Linked DNA regions of Homo sapiens: region 2 is linked to region 1. The links are chromatin contacts, found by Hi-C in ENCODE. All regions are on one chromosome and are shown on one strand. The core of a region is the stretch at or near the end of the contact, and the rest is flanking DNA. Distances in the headings are between cores, read along the strand shown.

Evidence for each region. A loop is a pair of places that touch in the nucleus more often than their neighbours do. Pooled maps may share reads with other maps.
Region 2: a pooled map shows a loop between it and region 1 (7-fold over the local background). The contact joins the promoter of CLPP here to the enhancer-like site in region 1. A Hi-C loop is called at or near these places in 2 of 37 single-sample maps with no recorded cell type and 5 of 50 pooled maps.

Annotation. Positions count from the first base shown.
Region 1 is chr19:4,325,642-4,329,281 of GRCh38, forward strand. It overlaps STAP2 (signal transducing adaptor family member 2), which reads right to left. Exons shown (of 13, transcript NM_001013841.2): 6 at 3,034-3,168; 7 at 1,675-1,744; 8 at 1,483-1,585; 9 at 1,301-1,366. Among named protein-coding and RNA genes, the nearest start is that of STAP2, 11 kb to the right of the region's middle. RefSeq lists an enhancer at 888-1,869 and a silencer at 2,839-3,088. Within about 2 kb of position 2,035, at least 7 of the 41 ENCODE cell types and tissues checked have a DNase peak (open chromatin) inside an H3K27ac peak, as active enhancers do.
Region 2 is chr19:6,359,662-6,363,301 of GRCh38, forward strand. CLPP (caseinolytic mitochondrial matrix peptidase proteolytic subunit) reads left to right here and starts at 1,870. Exons shown (of 6, transcript NM_006012.4): 1 at 1,870-2,111; 2 at 2,208-2,279; 3 at 2,785-2,881. The coding sequence starts at 1,914. It also overlaps a transcript of ACER1 not described here. RefSeq lists a silencer at 2,117-2,346 and an enhancer at 2,545-3,502.

The sequences.
Region 1 (3,640 bases), core at 785-3,284:
GTGTCCCTGTGTGTCTGTGTGTGTGCCCATGTATAAGTCTGTGTCTGGGCCGGGCGCGGTGGCTCACGCCTGTAATCCCAGCACTTTGGGAGGCCAGGGTGGGCGGATCACCTGAGGTCAGGGGTTCAAGACCAGCCTGGCCAATATGGTGAAACCCCGTCTCTACTAAAAATACAAAAATTAGCTTGGCGTGGTGGCAGGCTCCTGTAATCGCAGCTACTCGGGGCTGAGGCAGGAGAATCGCTTGAACCTGGGAGGGAGAGGTTGCAGTGAGCCGAGATTGCGCCACTGCACTCCAGCCTGGGTGACAGAGCAAGACTCCATCTCAAAAAAAAAAAAAAGTCTTTGTGTGGCATACACGTGTACACTAATTGAATCTAGATAAGTTAAAGTGCAACGTTTGTACACACACACCTGTGGTGTGTATACGTGTGTGACTGCACGCCTGCTGAGGTGGCTGCTTTAGTCCTTGTCTACATGAGTGCGTTTTGCCCGTGTATCTACACGTGTCCGAGTTTGTGCCGGTGCACGGACGTATCTGCATTTATGTGTACACATGTGATTGTGGCATGACACAGGTGTATCTGTGCTACATAGCATTTGTATGTGACTGGAATTGGGGCACACGTGTATTTATGCATGTGTGATCTGTTGTGCCCGCACAAGTGTGTGTCACCTTCTGGCTAGGCAGGTGGCCACAGTTGCATGGATCATGCATGTGTAATGTGTGTGTGGATGTGGCACTTGGGGGTCCTTGCATACGCCCAGACCAGGGAAGACCAGACAACCCACGCTACATTCCTTTCTAGTGTGTTCTCTGCCTCCTCTTCCCACTCCATAAACAGGACCGATTTCCACCTCTTTCCCAACACCCACCCGGATTCTCGGTCCCTGTGGGGCTACTGCTTGTCCGGGTGTACCCTCTGACCCCTCAATGCCCATTTCTACCTAAGGAGATCCTTTGGGACCATCTGCAAAGACCCACTCTTCTGGGAAGCTTTCCCTGCTCTGCCCCCATCTTCTCCCGAACTCTAGGCGCCTCCCCCGAGCCCAGGTTTTTCCTCCACCCCAAATTCAACCCTACAGGATGAGAGTGTCTGTGTTTAGCTCTGTCCCAAGCTGGGACCCCCGCCCCCTCCCCCACACACACACCCTGACGGCAGGGTCTGAGTCATTTCTGTCCCTGCAACTTTGGGAACATCAGATGCAGGAGGTGCAGCCACCAAACTGACTGAGGGGGCGTGGCTGAATGCGGGGTCCTCGATCCCTCCCACCTCGGCCCGCGGGAAGGGGGCGTCACCTGGGCCCGGAGCGGAGGGCGCCACCCACACATTCTCGCCATTCTCCTTATCGGCTTCCACGTAGCCTGGAACAGAGAGGGCGGCCTGGAGGAAGCGCGGCGGCCAGGGGCGGCCCGGTCCGTCCGAGCGGGGGCGGGAGAGGTGAGCACTGGGCCCCCGAACTCCCCGAAGGGGCACCCACCTAGCACCTTCTCGTAGTCCTCGTCTAACAGGAATGGCACCAGCGCCTTTTTGGTATGCGACACGAAATAGTTGACCACGGCGTCCAGGGAGGTGCAAGAGAACTGGGGGCAGATGGGGGAGCGGTCAGGCTGCTGGAGAAGGGACGCGGACCCCACAAAGTCACTTCTAGGGACTCTGGCCCAACGCTCACCGGCTGTTCCACATCGATCACGTACTTGGGGCCCTCCCGCTTCACCTTGTAATGCCGGACCACGTGCGTCCTGCACCAGGAGAAAGCGAGTGAGTGGCTCAGCCCAGGCTCCCACACCGCCCCTCAGGGAAGGCCCCGCCCCAACTCCAGGCTCCGCCTCCAATAGAAACAGGTCCATACTGGCTCCGCCCCCACAGAAGGCCCCGCCACTGACTGGTTCCACCCCATAAAGGACCTAAGCCCCGTTGACCTCCCGGAGCACTGACTGCCCGATCCCAGCACTGCTCCCAGCGGGGACCAGGCCCGACCGACCCACCCCCACAGAAGACCCCACCTCTAGTCTTGGCACCACCTCCAGCGAGGGACCAGGCCAGACTGACAACACCCTAGGAAAGGTCCGCCCCTAATTCTGGCACCGCGCCTAGGGAGAACCAGGCCCTAAAGACCCCGCCCCAGGTAGGCCCCGCCCCCTGTAATGGCTCCACCCCCAGGCACCGACTCTACCTTCTACATCGCCTTGCCCAACCCTGGACTGGGCTTGAGAATTTGGCATAAGGCTCTGACTTCGCCCCCAGGGCTGGCTCCGCCTCCATAGCCCTACTCAACTTCCAAAAAGGATCACGGCCATGACTCCCCCCCGTAGATCCTGACGCTGCCCAAAGAGCCCATTCCCATCCCTGGATTTGACTTCATCCCCTCCAGTGGCCCAGACCTGGCCCCTGCGTACCTGACGTTCCGGAGGGGCCGATCCTAACCTAGGAGTCTGACTCCACCTACAGGGAGTCCCAGCTCCTAACCCAAGACCTGGCTCTTCCTGCAAAGGAGTCGGCCTGGGCTCTACCTTCTTCCCTAGGCATTAACCCCATACCTGGGGCAAGGCCAGCCTCAGGATCCCACGACCCCGGAGCTCTGATCCCGCCCCCAGCCCTCCCTGCCCAGCTCTGACTCCGCCCCCATGCTCCCCTGCCTAGCATTGACTCCACCCCTCCCCCAGCCCGCCCACCCCAGCTCTGACTCCGCCCCAACACGCCCAGCGTAGCTCTGATTCCGCCACCAGTGTACTCTGCTCAGCTCTGACTCCACCCGCCCCAGCTCGCCCAGCCCAGCTCTGACTCCTCCCCCAATCCGCCCAGCCCAGCTCTGACTCCTCCCCCAATCCGCCCACCTCAGCTCTGACTCCTCCCCCAATCCGCCCAGCTCAGCTCTGACTCCGTCCCCAGACGCCCGTCTCGGCTCTGGCTCCGTCCCCTGGCCTACCCACTAGCGGGTCGGACTCCGCCCCTGCTTCTGACCACGCCCCCGCGCCCACCCTCTTCCCACCCTCCTCCCACCCAGGGCTCTCCAGACGCGCATGCGCACCCGTTGTGCATCTGCCGCGTGGTGACCGACACGCCGTCGGCGCCGTCCCCGCTGGGCCGCAGCAGCAGGTTCCCGCACTCGGGGTAGCGCTCCAGGAGCAGTTGTGCCTCCAGCCGGCTCACCTTCAGGAAGCACCTGTGGCGGGCCGCGTCACCCACTCGGGACCCCGGAGACCAAGTCCGCTCTTCTGCACGTAAACCCTGCCTCCTCTGAGACCCAGCCCCATCCCCATCCCCTAGGCCCAGGAGACCCTGCCCTGCTCTCCAGACCCAGGCCCCTCCCACGGAGACCCAGTCCGGCCTTCCAGGCTCCTAGTTTTTGTGGGGTTTTTTGTTTTTTTTTTGAGACAGGGTTTCGCTCTTGTTGCCCAGGCTGGAGTGCAATGGCGCTATCTCGGCTCACCGCAACCTCCGCCTCCCGGGTTCAAGCGATTCCCCTTCCTCACAGGCCCGGCTAATTTTTGTATTTTTAGTAGAGACGGGATTTCTCCATGTTGGTCAGGCTGGTCTCAAACTCCCTACCTCAGGTGATCCGCCCGCCTCGGCTTCCCAAGGTGCTGGGATTACAGGCGTGAGCCACTGCATCTGGCCGGGTTTTTTGGTTTTTT
Region 2 (3,640 bases), core at 620-3,119, 2.0 Mb after region 1:
GAAAAAAACACTTCAAGTAGACTCCCATGTGGGAGGACCTGAAGACTTCTCAGACTTCCATGGTCCCTGATCTAACACAGCAATAAATCATTCAAACTGAGCACTTTTTACACATTTTTGGACCCTTTCTGAGGACTTTCTGCACAAACCTAGGAGGTAGGTTATCATTATCCCCACTCTGCAGATGCCTCCAAAGCCCTCTACCTACCTCCTTTATCACCTCTTCATCTCTTGGTTCAATGTGTATTTAATGAGCACCTACTGTGTGTCAGGCACTATTCTAGACTTTGGGGATGAAGCAGTGGGCACCTCTTAGATAGTGACATTGAACTGAATGATGAAAAAGAATCTGGCTTGAGAAGGTGTGGCAAAAAAGAGAAGTCCCAACATTACCAGCAATCTTCCTACTTCCACCATTTTGCCCATTCTTTTTCCTCTGCTGGAAATGCCTTTCCCCAGCTAACAAACTCCTACTTATCCTGCAAAGCCCAATTCCAATACCTGCTTCTCCTAGGAATGCTTTCCGGTCTGATCTCCAGGAAGAATCCACAACACCCTTCTCTGGGCTCCCACAATCTACTCCACAGGTGGCCAAAAAATGAATGAGGAGGTCTCAGTAGAAGTCGGCCACACCAGGCTGGAAGCTCTTCAAGGCCAAGACCCAGGCTAAGTCCTCTCTGGGACCCCTCTTCCAAGATGAGCTGTGGGAACACTGCAGCTTTTTTTTTTTTTTTTGAGACGGTGTCTGGCTCTGTCGCCCAGGCTGGAGTGCAGAGGCGCCATCTCAGCTCACTGCAAGCTCCACCTCCCAGGTTCACACCATTTTCCTGCCTCAGTCTCCTGAGTAGCTGGGACTACAGGTGCCCGTCACCTCGCCCGGCTAATTTTTTGTATTTTTAGTAGAGACGCGGTTTCACCGTGTTAGCCAGGATGGTTTCGATCTCCTGACCTCGTGATCCGCCCACCTCAGCCTCCCAAAGTGCTAAGATTACAGGCGTGAGCCACTGTGCCCGGCCCTGCAGCTATTTTTAAAATAAGGAATAAGTGGGGTGTGGTGGCTCATGCCTGTAGTCCCAGCACTTTGGGAGGCAAAGGTGGGAGGATCACTTGAGGCCAGGAGTTTGAGACCAGCCTGGGCGACATAGTAAGACCCCATCTCTAATACATATATATATATATTTGCCAGATGTGGTAGCACACAACTGTAGTCCCAGCTACTCTGGAGAGCAAGGTGGGAGGGAGGGTTGCTTGGGCCCAGAAATTTGAGGCCACATTGAGCTAGGATGGCGCCACTGCACTCCAGCCTGGGCCACAGAGTGAGATTCTGTCTCAAAAAAATAAAAATAAATAAAGCAGAAACAGTAGAAAACGAAGACGAGGCCGGGCGCGGTGGCTCACGCCTGTAATCCCAGTACTTTGGGAGGCCGAGGTGGGAAGATCACGAGGTCAGGAGTTCAAGACCAGCCTGGCCAAGGTGAAACCCATCTCTACTAAAAATAACAAAATTAACCGGGTGCAGTGGTGTGCATCTGTAATCCCAGCTACTGGGGCAGCTGAGCCAGGAGAATGGCTTGAACCCAGAAGGCAGAGGTTGCAGTGACCCAACATCGTGCCACCGCACTCCAGCCTGGGTGACAGAGCAAGACTCCGTCTCAAAAAAAAAAAAAAAAGAAGACGAATTGGTCGGTAAGGGGACTCGAACTGGAGACTCTAAAACTTCTCCAGCCCTGCCCACTCAATTTACTTCATTGGCTCCTCCCTTTCAGGCTCCGTCCCTATCCCCGCCTCACCCTTAATGGCGCCCGCCCAGACTCCTGGAAGTGAGCGGCCTAGCGAGCGAGCTCCCAGGCGCAAAGCACGCCGGAAGCTGTAGTTCCGCCATCGGACGGAAGCCGACCGGGGCGTGCGGAGGGATGTGGCCCGGAATATTGGTAGGGGGGGCCCGGGTGGCGTCATGCAGGTACCCCGCGCTGGGGCCTCGCCTCGCCGCTCACTTTCCAGCGCAGCGGCCGCCGCAGCGGACACTCCAGAACGGCCTGGCCCTGCAGCGGTGCCTGCACGCGACGGCGACCCGGGCTCTCCCGCTCATTCCCATCGTGGTGGAGCAGACGGTACGGCGGCCGGGCGGGGACACGGTTCGGGGGCTCCGGGCTGGGTGGGGATCGGCTGGCTGCCCCGGCCCCTCACCTCCATCTTTCTACCCCCAGGGTCGCGGCGAGCGCGCCTATGACATCTACTCGCGGCTGCTGCGGGAGCGCATCGTGTGCGTCATGGGCCCGGTGAGCGCCCCGCGCCGGGACCCTCCCCAGGACTCTCCCAAGCGCCTGCCGACACTCCCTGCGCCCCTCCTTCCCTGGCCCCAGACTTTCCCTCAGGCTCCGCTCCCCTTCTAACCCCCTTCCCTCCCCTTCTGACTCCCCTCCTGGCTCCCGGTCCCCCAACCCGCTCCTCACCCCTTCTCTGCTCCTCGGCTCTTAATCTCCGACTTCCTTCCTGACACCTGGCACCGCTCCCCTCATTCCTACGCTCAAGACTCTCCCCAGCCATTCTCACCCCTTCCTTTCCTGTGTCCCTAGCCCCCTGACTCCCCCCTTCCTGTGCTCCAAACCCCCTGGGTCCTCTCCACTACTCTCTCCCCATCCCCTTCTGGGGCCTAAATTCTTCCCCATCCCTTTTACTTTGGGCTCTGGTCCCCCTTCCTGGTTCCCTGACCCATCCCCAGCCTCCCTTAAAACTCTCTCCCCACCCCGAATCTGGGGACACCCCTGCCCTCTCCACCTGCAGATCGATGACAGCGTTGCCAGCCTTGTTATCGCACAGCTCCTCTTCCTGCAATCCGAGAGCAACAAGAAGCCCATCCACATGTACATCAACAGCCCTGGTGAGCAGGGTCTTTCCTGGGTGCCAGGGGCACTCGTCAGGGCACACGGGTGACTCAGGGGACCAGAATCCCGGGTCAGGGATGTTCTCTCTCTGGGAAAGGGTGCAGAGCGTCAGAGTTCCAGAAGTGGCTTTAAACCACCAAAAGGTGCCTGTTGCTGGCTTTTGAGCCTCGGTTCACAAGTCAGGATGTGGCCTCTTTGATCCTGCACATACTGTTCTGCCAACCTGACCCGGCTGACATTTAAAAATTGGTAGATTTTAGGCCGGGCACAGTGGCTCACACCGGTAATCCCAACACTTTGGGAGGCTGAGGCGGGCGGATTGCTCGAGCTCAGGAGTTCAAGACCAGCCTGGGTAACGTAGTGAGACCCCATCTCTACAAAAAAAGTACAAAGATTAGCCGGGCAATGTGGCGTGTGCCTGTAGTCCCAGCAACTCGGAAGGCTGAGGGAGAAGGATCACTTGAGCCCAGGAGGTCGAGGCTGTAGTGAGCCCATCTCAAAAATAATCATAATTGGTAGATTTTTTCCCCCTCCCCAAAAAAAGTAGTCAATTTTGATTGAGCACTTATGATGGAGGCATTTTTTTTTTTTTTTATTGAGATGGAGTCTCGTTCTGTCACCCAGGCTGGAGTGCAGTGTTGCAATCTCAGCTCACTGCAACCTCTGCCTCCTTGGGTTCAAGCGATTCTCCAGCTTCAGCCTCTCAAGTAGCTGGGGATTACAGGCATGTGCCACCATGCCTGTCTAATTTTTTG